Regions from separate parts of the Mus musculus genome. Here region 2 is linked to region 1. The links are chromatin loops, found by intact Hi-C in ENCODE. Cell type or tissue: heart. All regions are shown on one strand.

Region 1 (8,000 bases):
CACACAAATAGAGCATGCCTAACATCCCAGACTGAGCTAGCACGAAGCATCTAACTCTGGACCCCTCCTTATGCCTGGAATGTATATGTTTATTCCTATCCACATGGATAAAGTACACAAGTTATTTCACTGAGAATCATCTGAGAGTGGCTGTTTTATTGAGCTGTAAGACTCTGGGGAAGTTTTCTCTCCTGAAGCATTCATTGCTGGACCTCGGATCTGCCCAGCAGGCTGGACTCTCACCCCTGCTTGCTGCTGCGGCTACTAGCTGCCATTTGTTGTTAGTCATAGCCACTCCCCACCTTGGCGTTGAGATGATGGCAGTGGGAGAAACCCTGACACTGCATGAGCTTCCCTTTGGAGAGCTCTAACACTTTGGCCATTCCAGCCAGTCTAAAGCCCCTTGGAGCCTTTCTTTCTGTCCAGGTCAGAGATCCTTGGATTGCGTTCTGTCTCCCCTGAGCTGCTTGCCAGCAGCTCTCTGGTACCCCAGTGGTGAAGCAGACACACAGCCCTTCACCCGTCTAGTAAAGAGGGCATCCCTAGATGCCCACAGGTGCCTGTGACTCCAGTGCCGAGCTAAGTGGAAGTAGGAGGGTTGCTGGGACATGCTGGCTTCCGCCAGCTTAGCTGAGAACCTGTGAGCCCCAGGTTCAGTGAGAGAACTGCCTCAATGGAAAAGGAAGGTATACAATATCATCTTCTAGCCTTTAAGGCACCCTTACCCAGGCATGTACACACACACACACACACACACACACACACACACACACACACACAAACATACAAACCATTACTTGACACCAAAAGTGGGCTTTCTTATCATTTTCTTATCTAGTCATAAAATAGTAAAATTTTTTGGAGTTTCTCTTCAACCAGTTGAAGCTGTAAGGATCACATGGGTTGTAGTTTGCTGACCTGTGTCTGTGTGGGGATGCTGGGAGACTGGTTAGCCTTGAGAGGACAAGAGCCTTCAATGTCAGAGTGAGGCTTTTGGGTCAATGGGGGTTGGAGGTTGAGAACCGATAGCATTCACCACTCAGCTGGTGAATCAGCTACCATCCATTCGATCTGCTCTCCTTTCATTGCCCTGAGGACCAAGCCATTGCCCACTTCGAAGCTCAGGAGCAATGTGTGGAGACCAAGCCCTGACATAGTCACAGAAACAATTTTTAAAAACATTATTATGGCTCATATGTGTAATCCCAGAACTAGAAAAGCTGAGGCAGGGGCATTACTATGAATTTGGGGACTTCCATAGAGAGGGCTAAAGATGAAAACTTAAAAAAAAGTTAGGTCAATAAAGAACATAGTTTTCTTTCTTTGGTTTTGTGTGTGTGTGTGTGTGTGTGTGTGTGTGTGTGTGTGTGTGTGTGTTTGCTTGCTTACTTGCTTGCTTAAGACAGGGTCTTGTAGCCCTGGCTGTCCTAGAATTCACTGTGTGGACCATGCTGGCCTTGAACTCACAGAGATCTACCTGCCTCTGCCTCTGGGGTTCTAAGATTGAAGGTATGCTCTGCCAAGCTGAGCAACATGAGTTTTCCTTTAAGCCCACTCCCCACTCTGGGGTCACCACCATTAAGGGGTGGCTAAGTATGAGTCTAGCAGGCTTCCAGTGCACACAGCTATAGACCCATAGATACACCCTCCCATCCAAGGCTCAGCATTCTCATGGCTTGTGGCTTAGTCCCGTGCTTTCCTGCAATGAGGATTTGTCACTGAGCCGTTTAGCAGCATCTTCCTTTTTGACATTTGCCTCCTTGCTGTCACATACCTTACTGGTCCCCTCTACATGATGACACACAACACCATGGAGTCTCACATGTCCTTTCACACCTGGCACTAGGTTCTCTGCTGGGGAGTCTCAGAAGCAGACTAAGGCCTGGAAGCTCGGAGTGTGGGTTAACATGGTACCTGGAGCCATTCTCTACGTTGCTGGGAAGAGGCAAAGCAATTCTCCAGAGCCCTGGGAGGATCCTACCAGAGACATACTCAAGGACCGCTATTGCAGAGCACCTGACTGGTCCAGGGAAGCAAGCATCTCCAGAGAGGATAGGCCTGCCTACTCCTGCATGCTCAGGCCAGAACACGTGTCCAGTGGCAGCCCTTGGAGACAGTCAGTATCCTGGCCCATTTATCCAGTCACTCATGCACGTAGTTAACTAATATTTACTGAGCATTTCTTACGACTTGAGTCCTAGGCTATGGCGGTAAGCACAGGCATGCCCCTGCCATCCTGTTCTTCACTGCCTGGTGAAAGAGGATTTGGTTATCCATTCGTTTGGCTACTGTTTATTGAGAGTCTGGCATCTGTCAGATATTGTTCTAAGCACCGAGACTCTAACACAGAAGAGCACAATAGGGGAGAAAATCCCTGCCCTCCCAGACTTAGAGTCTGGGCGAGGAGACAGATAATGAACACATAGACAAGGGCAGTGTGTCAGAGGCGATGAGTGAGCCAGGGAGGAGATGGAAAGTGCTGGGGAGTGGCTTTGTAGCTAAATTAATCTGGGGAGACCTCACTGAACAATGATCTAAAAGAAGAGGTGAGGGAAGGTGGAGGGGAAAGAAACAGGATCTTTGCAGACATGGGGACATGGTCAGAAGCCAAGGGGAGGCCCACTCAAGACCCTAAGGTTGTCTACGGAACAGTAGAGACCAGGCCAGCTCCTGAGCATCTAGCAGTCCAAGAGGGACCCAGTATATTCTAGGTAGGGAGATGGCCCAGGGGAGGCCTAGAACAGAATGAGGATCAGGGTCCCACTCACAGGTGGCTTCCCCATTGAGAACAGGCCTCAGAGGGGCAGAGTGGATGTCAGGAGGATGGGAGAAGGGAATTGAACTTGACCCAACAAGAGATCTAGAACCAGGTAGTCCCCATGGGGATGTGAGAAGTTGCGGGACTCTGACATGTTCTGCAGATAGCCACGGGCTTTCCTGATGGGTTGGCTGTGGGATGGTAAGAGGAAGGGAAATGGACACCAAGGTTCCTGTTTCCCAGGGCAAAGGATGTGGTCGACGGTGAGGAGCAGAAGAGTGGCTGAGCTTCAGGCTAGCTTTGTACTCTGACAGTTGGGCTACAGTAGAGAGGCTGGTAGCTGGTGTAAGGCTGAGCCTAGGGTTGGGGGCAGGTTCTCGCCCTTCAGGGACGGGTGGGATTGAGATACAGGTGCCTAGAGGAAGTGCCAGGAGACAGAAGGAGGAAAGTCTAAGGGTGAAAGTCTGGCCTTAGAAGATGGGAATGAGAAAAAACTGCCCAAGAAGGGGAGTAAGCCAGCATGTGGCAGGAGATGGCTCAGGAGCAGGGGACCCCCAAAGCTGGGGGATTCAATAAGGATAGTGCACTTGGGGCTAGGGGGTGGCAAGAGGCCATAGAACAAGGACTAAATGCCATCTTCAATCAAAAGGCAGGGCATGAGCAAGGGCCACATAGTGTCAACAGGACAAAGACAAAGAGGTTCAGCTGATTGCAGGAATCCCAAGGAGTGACACCAAGTCAGAGAGGGCTTCCTGGAAGAAAGGTGGTATAAACAGAAACTGACGGAGTTTACACTCATCCCCTAGGAACAGAGGGGGTTGCCCAGGCTGGGGGAGCAAAATGAACTCGGGACAGGAAGAATGGCTGCAGCATGTCATTTGAGGAACTGACAAGGAGCAACAGGGAATGAATTACCTCACAGGATCCTAGGAGTCACCAAGCCCTTGATGGCAGGTGGGTGATGGAGTCCACCCTGAGATAGATAGACCGTGGAGACGCAGGTGGGGAAAAGATACAAAGTCGGGTGACAGAATGCAGGGACATTTTCTGGAAGCTATCACCAGTGAGTCAGGAGGACATGCGGGGTCTGGAGGACAGTAGCGTGTGACAAAAAGAGACCAGGCTGATGGGGACCTATCTCATGTGGTTGACTTCAATCTGGTCCAGCTAGAGCTGTGTGCCAGGGGCCCTGGCAGTACCTTTATCATGTCTTCTCGTTTCCCTAAAGGACCCCTCCCCCCACCGGCCTACCCCCCCCCAGTCCTCCAGCTCCCACCCCCAGCCCCCCCAGTCTCCCCCCACCCCCGCGCCCCCCATTCCAACCACAGCCGCCAGTGACTGCTCTCCAGCCTTCTTACACAGTGCAGGGACATGTGAGTGCCTGCTGGGTGCCCCAGGTCCTGGCACAGGAGAGAGGAGATGATCCAGGCAGACAGGCTCTGGGTTCCCATGGGGCCCTGCCCTACATATGGCCCGAATCAAGTGTAGTGTTGGGAAGGGAAGGAGCTGGAGAGAATTCTAGAAGGACGCAGTATTTATGCTACAGGAAGTGAAAGAGCGTTTGCAAGAATGGAAACAATGAGGACAGTGACAGGCAGAAGGGAAGAAAGGGGTCCGAGGGGGTGGAGCATGGGCTGATTGCCAGAAGCGCATTGGAACTTGACTGAGGGTGGTAGGGAGCTGTGGAAGGCCCTGAGCAGACACCACTCGCTCAGAGACTGAGGTCAGTGCAGAGAGCCATGACCAACCACCTCACCACAGACCCCCTTCTCTTACAGCTAACTCCCGTGACAGGTGAGACGGGCCACGACAAATCGGGCTCCTGCTGGACTTTAAACTCTATACCTCTAGAGCAGATCCTGAAGGCCATACAGGCTTGACCAGGGTATCCAGGCTGGTCATGGGGAGATGTGAAGCCATTCGACTCACAGCAGCGGGAGCTACCCACGGGGACGGCTGACTTACTGAGTCTGTACTCCAGATACCACCTATTGAGGTTGCCGGCAGAATGCTGAGGAAATAAATCTGTTCACTAAGACATCCCACCCCTTCCCTGCCAAGGTCCGGGGCTGGAAGCAGCCGGCAGACTAGCAGCGCCACCGTGTGGCAGATGTGGGCCAGCACAACAAGGCGGTTCCACTGGGAGCCAGGAATAACGTTTGTTTGTTTGTTTGTTTGTTTGTTTGTTTGTTTGTTTGGATGGCTGTCCCAACCAGGAACATGCTCTAAGCCCTGGGCTCCATTCTCAGCCCTCTTTTCACTTTCCTTTTCCTTTTTATTGAAAAAAAATTTGAGACAAAGTTTCCTTAATTTGCCTAGGCTAGATTTGAACTCACTCTGTAGCAAGGCCAGCCTTGAACTCAAAATCCCCCTGTTTCAGCCTTTGGAGTAGCTGGGGTTTCAGGCCTGTGCCACCAGGCCTAGCTAAGGACACTTGATTATATACAGCCTTTCATGATGTATTTTCAATTTACTTCTACAACAACATCATTGGTCTGTTGGAGATTGCCAATTACTAGGTAATACATATCTAATGAAAATGTGTAAATGACATGGATTCTATATGTGACAAAAATAGACAGGTTTTTTTTTCAGAATTATCACCTCTTATCCTGCCAAGTTAAACATGGATTGCACTTTGTCAAGTAAGCTTCAGCACTTTTTCTACAGAATGTGGGGTGTGTGTGTGTGTGTGTGTGTGTGTGTGAGAGAGAGAGATGTGGTATGTGCATGTGTATAGTGTGTGTGTATGTGTGCACATGGTATAATGTGGTATGTGTGTGTGTGGTTGGTGTGGTATGTGTTTGTGTGGGGGGGTGTACGATGTGGTACATGTGTATGTGTGCTTGTTATGATGTGGTGTGTATGTGTGTGTGCGTGTGGTACGATGTGGTACTCATGTGTGTGTGTGTTTGTTATGATGTGGTGTGTGTGTGTGTGTGTGTGTGTGTGTGTGTGTGATATGACATAGTATGCATGCATGTGTGTGAGGTGTGATGTGGTGTGTGCATGTGTATAGTGTGTGTAGTGTGTGTGCACATGGTATAATGTGGTATGTGTGTGTGTGGTATGATGTGGTGTGTTGTGTGTGTGTGTGTGTGTGTGTGGTACGATGTGGTACTCATGTGTGTGTGTGTGTGTGGTATGATTGATGTAGTATGCATGTGTGTGTGTGGTATGATGTAGTATGCATGTGTGTGTGTATATATATACACAAATAAGACCATATCATGCATGACTTATATTCTGAATTTTGTTTTTCTCTTTGCTAACAGTGGAGCAGAAACTAAAAAATATTTTACATATGTAGACATGTGTGAATCATGTTGAATAGAATGTTGTGTGCTTACTGTCTAATTAACGTAAATTTAAAAAATGTATGTGTGGGTCAGGCAGTGCCATACACCTTTAATCCCAGCACTTTAATCCTCTGTCTCTGTGAGACAGAGGCAGGCAGATCTCTGAGTTTGAGGCTATCCTGGTCTTCAGAGTGGCAAGACAAAAATCCTGTCTCAGAAAAAAAAAAAAAAAAAGTATGTGTTTGGGTGTGTGGTATGCAGGCAGGTGTGTGTGTGTGTGTGTGTGTGTGTGTGTGTGTGTGTGTGTGTTCCCATATGTGGGAGTGTTTATCTATAGGTGCACATTTGGAGATCTAAGGCTGACATAGGGAATCTTCCTTCTCATTCACTGAGGCAGTATCTCTCAGATGAACCCACAGCTTGGCCATATGGTAGTTCGTTTAGGCAGCTTGACCCAGCAGTCCCCTGTATCCACCCTTGGAGCCCTAGGATCACAGGCAGCCCACCAGGCCCACCTGGCTCTGAGGGCTTGAGCAGCACCCTCACACTAACAAGCAGGGGCTTTATCCACTGAGCCCCCTTTACATCCAACAACTGAAGTGACTTTTTAAAAAGCGATTTATTTATTTATTTTATATATGCGAGTACACTGTTGTTCTCTTCAGACACACCAGAAGAGGGCATCAGATCTCTTTACAGATGGTTGTGAGCCACCATGTAGTTTCTGGGAAATTGAACTCCAGACCTCTGGAAGAGCAGCCAGTGCTCTTAACCACTGAGCCACCTCTCCAGTCCCAGTAGAAGAGATTTTTATTAGCATTTAAAAAAAATTATCTTTGATGTTTCCTTATGCTTCATATTTAAAAAGTCAAAATGTATTCTACACACACATACACATCCTCTTAAAACTTCATTCCGGGTGGGTTTGGTATTTATATTGATCATATCACTGTGTTATTAATTGTTAGTGTCCCTTTCTATAAGTGGCAATCCTAAAGCCAGCGCAGCACAGCGCACCTTGACTCGTTCAAGTCTAACACTAATGAATGTCGTCACCCTCACCACTGATGCAGGTATGAGGGACCTCGGGCCATTTAAAACCCTATTTACCCCACCTGATTCATGTTCTGGTGTCATCTGGAACCATCTGGTATTTGAGTTCTTTCTATATATCACTCTCCACATGGCATTGTTATTATTATTGTTTTGTACAGACAAATTTGTTTAAATTAAGCAGATATTTTCCTCACTGACGTTTATTCCTTTCTTATCTCCACGTTCCTGGCTGGAACTGTTTCTCAGCCCAGCTCATCACTAATTGTGGCGCTGTGCTAGCGATACATTTGTTATTTGAATGAAAGGTCTGTATTTCACCTTCGCTTTCCATTTTGTATGTATGCACATGTGTGCAGTGTATGGGAGTGCGTGCCTGTAGGAGGATGAGCATGTAGAGGTCAGAGGTCACCATCAGAAGGCTTCAGTTCTCATCATAATGTTTGAAACAGGGTTGCTCACCACTCTAGCCAGCACTCATCGATTGGCTAGACTGATTGGCCTGTGGGCTCTGGGGATCCACCCCGCACTCAGGTTGCAGAGATTTGTGACCGTATGCACGCAGCCTTCATACTTGCATGCTGGCGATACAAACTCATATCCTTGTCCTTGTGGGTCAGGTACTTTACCAACTGAGCCACATCTCCAACACTTTGGAAAGGCACTTTCTTTATGCAGCTATATTATTCCAGGGTGTTAAGAAAGAGAAAAAGAGAACAATAGCGGAGAGACAAAGCCAAATGCACGAACGAGCAACTGCATTACATGTAAGCAGACTACATACTACACTAGAAAGACAAACACCGTCTTATTAGGTTAAAAGCAGCAACAATATGTGATGCTTATAGTGGAGGTGTAATAAGCATGCGGATAAAGAAACAGGGAGAGTG
Region 2 (8,000 bases), 670 kb before region 1:
TTTGCATATGTATGTGTACATGCATTTACCTCTGTACCTATGTGTTTTTGTGCCTCACCTGTGTTTTTATGTATTTATGTGTGTGTTTCCATGTGACTTTACCTGTGTGCACATGGGATATTTTATCTATGTCCATGTGTACAAGTGTGCAAATGTTTGTCTACCCATATAAACACATGCATGGGTGTGTATGTGTGACTTTCCATCTGTGTTCTGAGTGTGTGTGTGTGTGTGTGTGTGTGTGTGTGTGTGTGTGATACTGGGAGGTGATTTCTTATTACTTTCAATACTATGGCATGCTCCATCGAGAAGTCAGATCCGGAATTTCATCAATCCACAGAGGAATTTTACTAGGGCCCAGCCTGGTACCTTGCAGGGCAGAGTCTGTCTCCAACTGCAGGGACCACATGCTCTATCCTTGGCTCCTCTGCCACATGCACCTCACTCTACTGTCCCTTCCTTCTTTTCTTGTCATTCTCTCTTCATTCTGTGCTCTCTCCCCTGCCCCCACCTTTCTGTCTGTAGGTAGCCCTGCCTCTTCATCTCGGCCCTGACTTGACCTCTCTGGCTATCTCTGAGTTCCATGTCTCTCTCAGGTTCTAACTCTTTCCCCCTCTGCCTGTGTCTGTCAGTGTTGCTAGCCAGACTTCCCTGGGGAGTATTCTAATTAAAGATGCCTCCTTCCTTCCACCACCAACCTCCACCCCTCCCCACTCCTTCCTCCTCCCCCCTTCCCAACCACCCCCACTACACCCCAGCCAAGAAAAACTTTGTCTGAGAAGCCCTTAGAGGCTGAAGCAGTGTGCCTAAAGTACTAAAGTCTGGAGCTAAAGAGTCCCTCCCTCCGAGCCAGGTGACCAAGAGCACACACAGCACTGAGAGAGACAAGGAGGGGCTTCCCAGGGCCAACAGGAGTCAGATGAACGGGAGGGAAGCATGCATGGTGCTTAATATCCCAGACTCTGAACTCAGAGGAAGGAGATTTGGGTTCAGGAAACCATGAGAAGGGGCGGAGAGCACACGCACAGAGGCTGCATGGTGGCAGTCTCCTTAGGAGGCAAGGACCCTTCAGCAGCAGTCTTTGGTGGGTCATTGTCATCCAGCACTAACTTAGCCTTCTTTCTCCCAACTCCAGGAGCAGCCTAGACACAAGAAGGAACACGCCTGGCCCAAGGCAGCAGAGGAGAAAACCAAGCTGTGGGCTACCCACCCACCCTCAGTCCCACCCACACCTCCACTCCCCACTCCCCACAAACACCCTAAGCTAATTCAGACACAGAGCCCTTGGTCGCAGCTCCCTGCCCAGCCAGGTATACCACCACCACCCCCAAGGCAGCCTCAGGCGGACCCAAAGCCTCTGGGCTGAGAGCCAGGGCTGCATTCCTTCTGCCCAACCCACTACCAGCCTCCTGGGCAGTCCAGGTTCCAATTGTCGTCCCCCCACCCCACCCCCAGAGAAAGACAAGAGCAGAGCTGGGGAAGGACCCTGCGTGCTCTGTGTCACCACAACAGCATTCTGGAGGTGGCTTCTTGGCCCAGCCTGGGCCTTCCTTGGAACTCTAGGATATCTGAAAATAGAAAAGGAGAAGAGAAAGCTGTGGTCTGTGTTGTGGGCAGAGGAGAAGCTGGGTGGGGGTAGGGGTGAGCCTGTGGACAGAGGGCCCTGGGACACATCAAACCTGACCTCCAGCCCCCTCCCCCACCTGCTCTGCACCCCTTGAGTCTCTCTGCAGTCACCCACCTACACCTCTATTCAACAGAGCAGTAGACTGAGCCCCATCCCCACCCCCACAGGAAAGGTTGACCAAGAACACATTACAGAGCTGAGCCCAGAGCTTCTGGCCCCCAGAACTCTCCCAGTAGGCTCTCAGGATAGAGTCTGTTTGAGGCCTTGATTTCTGCTTACCTGCCCTGAGGGTCAAGTTCAGGTGGCCCACTCCAAAACCCTGGAGTGCCTTTCCTCTCAGAACCAGAGTTCAGCCTGTGCCTGGAAACCCTGAACCCTGGCTCCCTCCCAGGGGCTTCCTCCCTCCTCCCTCTTCCTTCTTCCCTCCTCCCTCCTCCTTCCCTCCTCCCTCTGCTCTTTGGATGACCTCTACCCAGGCAATCTTCCTTCCTCTTTTTCAGGCCCTCTCTCCCCACCCAAGCCTGGGCTCAACAGAGATGGGGACAGACATGAAGGGAGATGCCAGCTCTAGGTCCCAGCCTCCCAAACAGCAGTGTGTGGACCTCAAACAGCAGTTGACAGAAGGATAGGGCTACCCTGTGTGCAGCCTCCTCCCTTTCCCCTACCTAGTGGCAGATGGGGGCTACATGTGTGCTGGTTCCTCCTCCTCCCATGACAGATGGGGGGCTACCCTGTGTGCAGGCTCCTACCCCCTCCTTAGTGGGGTTATCATGTATGCCATCATCCCCTCCCCAGGACATGGCCTCCTCCTAGGAAGGCCCTGGGGCCTGTGAAAATGGAATCTAATTTTCTAATCTTCAGAACCTGTGGTACATTGCTTCCTGTCTTCCTGTGCCTCACGGCCCTTTAGAGACAGGCGAGCTGCCGCCAAGCCCCTTTCAAGAGGCCATTCAGGAGCCAGAGTCCTGCCTGGCTCTTCCCATGTGCCCGTGGGAGATTCGCCTGTGAGCTTCTCTACCATGGAGGTAATTAGGCACACAAGATCTAAATGAGAAACAAGATAGCACACAGGCTTGGCCCTGAACCTAGAGCGCAGCTACTAGCTGAGTCTGCGTGCTTAAGGAGGTAACAGGCTCTTGATTAGACCTGTGCCTTCTGCATTCAGATCCTTTTCCAGATCTGGTTTTTAAGTTCCATTCTGTAGTGAGGAATTAAAAATTAACTTAATAACTGGCTGCCTAATGTTTACTCTGTCTGAGCACCAGGATAGGAAAGAACAGGATTGACAACGGCTTGCCCCTCTCAGACAACTGACAAGGCTGTGGAGATGATAGGAGGGGCAGAAACATACAGAAAAGGCGCCTAGCTTACCCCTAATGCTCTTCCCGGAGAAAGCAGCATGTGCAAAGGCCCTGGGGTTGCAGAGAGGGGCCTCTGGGAAGTAGATGGGAACTGTGTAATAATGGCTAAGACTCTACCAATGCATATAAGCTGCACGACATTCTACATTCTAGGTACAGCTGTGTAGTATGGGCTTGACTTCACCCTAAGGCTTCTGGGAAGCTCTCTGGACCTTGTAGATACTATGTCTCCTCAGAACAGAAGGATGTGACTCAGGGTGGGCTAACCACACTTCTATTGTCTTAGAGTGGGGGACTGGCCATGGGAGAAACCAAGTGCATAGCTTAAGTCATGGGGCTTTGCGTCAGGCAACATCCCTCAGTCTGGAGACAGAGAACGAATGTGGGGACACCAGCTGGCCCCTCAGTGACGCCATGCAAATCATCTCTGAACTTGGAAGCGCAGGTGAACTTGATCTCCCAGCCACACTCCATGCAGACTACCACATCCTTGCTCAGCACATCCAGACATGACCCTCATTCAGCATAACTTATTAGATGGAATTTCTTCCCACCCTAAAGAGAACCCCCTGAAGGAGACACAGTTGCCTTTGTTTTGTAGAGTAGGGCACTGAGTCAAGCAACCTGACTGAGGTCACAGAGCACCTAATAACAAAAGTGGGCTCTGAATGTGGGAGTCAGGAACTGGAACGTGGGCCTGGACCACTATGAGGTACTGCCCAGCCAGGGCTGCCTGCAGGGAGCAGGGGAAGATGGGCCTGGAGCTGAGCTGGTCTTACAAGATGGATGGCAGGAGATGCATTCCATAGCTGCCTAACAGGTCTGGGGTCCCCAGAAAATAACCACACAATCACAAGTATTTCAGCAGGGCAGTAAGTTTGATTTGTGCAGAGGGTGCATCCAGTGTGGGTCCTGCTGGTGCAAATGGGGTCCACCTCACATCCTTACATAATGGCTCTCTTAAAGTGTCACAGCCGACAATCGGGATGTGATTTTTGAGCACCTAGTACACATATTTTTCATTTCAAGAAGTGCTGACCTTGGGGCTAGAAACATGGCTTCCAGAACCTTCACAGAGAGACCCAACCACCCGAAACTCTAGTCCTAAGGGATCTGACGCCCTCTTCTGGCCTTCCTGGGCATCAGGAGCACGGACAAGCTTTAGGCAAAACACTCACACACATAACAAACACAAACCCAAATTAAGAAAAGAAGTGCTGACATGGAAGGAATTTGACTTTCTGCCAAGTAGCTTCTCTCCATTTGTTTTTAAATGAAATGTGTCTTGTTTAACCCTTGGATAGAAAAGATACTGAGTTTCTCTTTTACATTTTCCACACAGTCTGGATTTGAAATGCAGAGAAAGGAAGAACAGATTATGAACTTCAGGCTTCTGCACACACAGCCAGGGTTCTGAATACCCATGCCTAGGAAAAACAAAACGCAAGCCACGTGACAGAGTCGATACCTCAGTAAAAGTCCTTAGTGCAACATTGCAGGGGAAACTCCCCTACACAGGACAGTATTCCGAAGTGACCACCAGGTGGCAGCATAGGCCACCTTTTTCGTGTCTGCTCAGGCAAGGCAGGCTGGAAAAGGAGGTTTCCTGCTAGCCAGGCTGGAGAAACCACTGGTACAACTGGAATAGGACCTCTGCCAGGGCCTCTAGGAAACAAATTCCTGCATGCACAGAGTCCAAAGGGCCCGGTGGAAAAGGCACGAGAAGTGGACTCCCACACGGCTTAGCCAGAGCAGGTGTCCTATGCGGTGAGGCTTGTTAGGAAATTTACATTTTCACCTCTAAGAACTGTAACCTGGAAACAGATTTTGAGACATTTTGTTGTCTGAGTCACCCCCAACTCTACCCATGGTGTAAAACTGAGACCAGTTTTACACTGGCATGGCCTGCTATTGCTGGAGTGGAATTGGGGAACCTGCTTGAGCAGCCTGAAACCGTTCTCTTACCTGCCTTCATCCTTATCACTCCCTTGCCTTGGCCACTCACCCAGCCACCACCAGGCCATCTGTGCACATCCTTAGCATTTCCAGGGGAACTCTCTCCTGCCCCTCTCCCACCCCCTTGAGTGAAACCCCCCTAACATCAGCCCTTGGAGGCGTCCCAGGAAAGGCTTCCCGATCCCCTCCCCCACACTGTCCTGTTATTTGCATCTCAGCCGTGCAGCAGGTACCAAGCACTTGGAACAAGCAGAACCTGAGTGTCCAGAGCAGGGGACTATGCTCGACTGCCCGAGGGTGGCTTGCCCGGGCTCCCCCAAGTGGAAGCCCCGCAAAGAGACCAGGGCAAATGGAAATGTGCGGCTTCTGAGATCACTGTTAATGCAGAGGTGGTAACAGACAGCCTGTTAGCTCATCACAGGTCACATACAGGAAACCTCCCTGGCTGTCTGTACATTCACTGAGCACTTACTATCTGTGGGCACTGTTCCAGGCCTTGTGATCAGCATGAGGAAGACAGAGGGGTGGGGCTGAATTCCAGACAATGTGCACCCAGGGACAACGCTTCATCAGCTCGCCCTGCCATACCCCTGTGACCGTGCCAGGCTGCTTACAGAGGCAATGATTAGCACTACGGCCAGCACACACTGGAGTCCGTTCACTTTGGTGACAGGAGGAAATGACATGCTGCTGCCAGTCCCTCAGAAAAGGCACCGCAGAGGCACAAAAAGACAGAAGGGGCCAGCAAGATGAATCAGCGGGCAAAGGTGCTTGCCACCAAGCCTGACAATCCGAGTCCAATCCCCAGACTCCATAGAGCAGCAGAAGGCTACTCCTGCAAATTGTCCTCTACACACACACACACACACACACACACACACGTGGAGGAAAAAAATCACACACACACACACGTGGAGGAAAAAAATATTTTGGAAAAAAATCAAGAAAGTGGGTTTTCAAACTATGTTCTTCAAAACTAGGGATCTGCAGGACTGTCCAGGGCCACCACCAGGGGACAGGGGACTCAAGCATCAGCCCCTTCCTTGCCACCTTCCACCTTTGCTAGTCACAAATCCATCCTGGGCTTCTCAGGTTGGCTCTTGTTTGAAGAAGAATCCTGCTGGCTCAGGAAAGGCAAGAGGTTTGGCCAGAGTCACACAGTCGGTCGGTCGAATGGAAAGCCAAGGCAGACAACAATCAGAACCTGAGGTCAGAGATCAGCCTGGAGCTCCCAAGTCAGGGCCAGAGACAGTAGAACACAGGTAGAACAGGAAGCCGCAGAAACAGGAGCCTGAAACCAAAGGAGGATGAAGTTGTCATGATGTGGGATCTGGAGGTCAGAGGCAAAGGTTCAAGGTCACATCCCACTGTCAGAGGTCAATGAGAGCCATTCCCGTATCAGGGCTGCATCCAGTTGGTATTCACTGAGCATATATGTGTGGGCATAGAAACTATAATCCATGGTCATGAGCAAAGCAAAGCCTTTGCTCTCCCTCAGCTACCTGGAGTGCAAGGTAAACAGAAGAAATAACTGCTAGCCATCTAAGCAGAAGGAAGGACTGCCTGTAGGTGGGCTGGTTCCTATGGGGTGGTCAAGGAGGGCCTCCCTGAGGAGGTGACATTTGAGCTCCAGTCTGTCTGAACCTGGGCCAGCTGCTCAGCTCCTACCCTGAAAGCCAGCAGATCCACTCTGGAAGGAGAGGATGCCAGAGGGGCAGGAAGTCTGGCCCCCTGTAACCATATCCCCAGGAAGGAGGAAGCCTGGACTTCGCTTTCAGCAGCCCTATTCATCAAGGCCCAGCTCTAACCTCAGGCAGTACCCAAGGCTCTGCCTGGGGAGGAGGCAGGGAGGGAGAGAGGGAAGAGGGAGGGAGGGTAGCAGGGAGAGAGCCCTGGATTCCCTTGCAGACAATAAATGCTTCCAGGTTCCCGGGAGCATTTTTCGGGTCACTGCCGCATCTGATCTCAATTACCCTCGGTGTAGGGTTCCCGGGTGGGGGGCAGGGGTGGAGAGGAGCCGGTTCCTCCATGATCAGAATCTCTAGGCCCAGCCAACCAAGGCACTTCAGGATAGGTCCCCAACATGTCAGTAGGCGGGAGACAGAATCGCCAAAGAGAGGTCCAGGTCCAACTGTGCGTGGAGGTCATCTTACTTCACAACCATTTTGCTGTGTGACCTCAGCCATTTACTGGACATCCCTGGGCCTCTGATTCTTGGGAATTCGGTAACAGTGTGCAGCTGGTTCACCCTCATAGTTAATTAGTTATGAATTTATTAATCAATAATTAAATAATTATTAATTAATTACCACCCTCACTAATACCTAGACTAGTGTTAATCGAATCTACTACAACACTCAGCCACAAAGGTCTTAGGCACACAAGAGAGAAGGCCCCTGGGATTGCCAAACTTCTGAGCTAGCAAGACTTTGTGACTGGCAACCTTAAGGCAATATCATCTTCTCCCAGGCCTCAGTTTCCCCATCCATCACAGTGCTGGTGGGTAAAAATCTGCCCAGGAGAGGGTCCTTCAGGATCTAATGTAGGAAGCCCCTTTTGCAGCAAGAGACCTCACTAGAGCCCTGTTACTAGTTTCTCTTTAGCTAGTAAAACTCCACTTCGAGGGTGGGCTGAGGAGTGAGCATGCTGGAGGGAGTTAAGGGCATCTTGGGTCTGACCCCGAGCTGGGCTCAGGGGAAATTAAGGAAGACTGCAAACAGGGATTCGAACCTAGATCCATGAGCGAGCTTCAGGGCTGAGCGGATGCCAGGGGTCAGCGGAGCGCGTGTTGCAGGCGGGCGCTGCTCTCTTCTCCCCAGTGCGCGCGAACCGGGAACTCCCCTCCGGCCTCTGCCAGGGAACAATGCCCGGCTTCCTGCCGCCCGGCGGCCGCCGGGAAACGGGTCCCCCGTGCAGGTACAGGAGGTCGCGCCCCGGGAGACCGCAGGGGGGATCCTCCGCGGCCCGCTAGGCAGCGCGCAGCAGTGCTCTGGGAGGCCCTGCCGAGATGCTCAGCGCACCCGCACCCGCACCCGCACCCGCACCCGCACCCGCAC

What was found. A loop is a pair of places that touch in the nucleus more often than their neighbours do. Peaks named below come from ENCODE experiments on the same cell type or tissue, not always from the same donor. Only the 100,000 strongest peaks of a DNase experiment are listed, where the experiment ranks them.
Region 2: a loop joins it to region 1, with 2.7 times the contacts of the local background. A loop is called at or near these places in 7 of 42 quality-filtered maps.

What each region holds. Positions count from the first base shown.
Region 1 is chr2:35,541,670-35,549,669 of GRCm38, reverse strand. It overlaps Gm13446 (predicted gene 13446), which reads left to right. Exons shown (of 4, transcript NR_045894.1): 4 at 1-136. Among named protein-coding and RNA genes, the nearest start is that of Gm13446, 13 kb to the left of the region's middle. In heart, a CTCF peak has its summit at 4,868 (motif pointing left); a DNase peak (open chromatin) is centred at 4,579; H3K4me3 peaks cover 868 bases; H3K27ac peaks cover 2,662 bases.
Region 2 is chr2:36,210,760-36,218,759 of GRCm38, reverse strand. It overlaps a transcript of Ptgs1 not described here. Among named protein-coding and RNA genes, the nearest start is that of Ptgs1, 16 kb to the left of the region's middle. In heart, CTCF peaks have their summits at 4,302, 4,501 (motif pointing right) and 5,266 (motif pointing left); DNase peaks (open chromatin) are centred at 1,579, 2,019, 4,589, 5,509 and 1 weaker place; H3K4me3 peaks cover 1,664 bases; H3K27ac peaks cover 3,589 bases; H3K27me3 peaks cover 1,915 bases.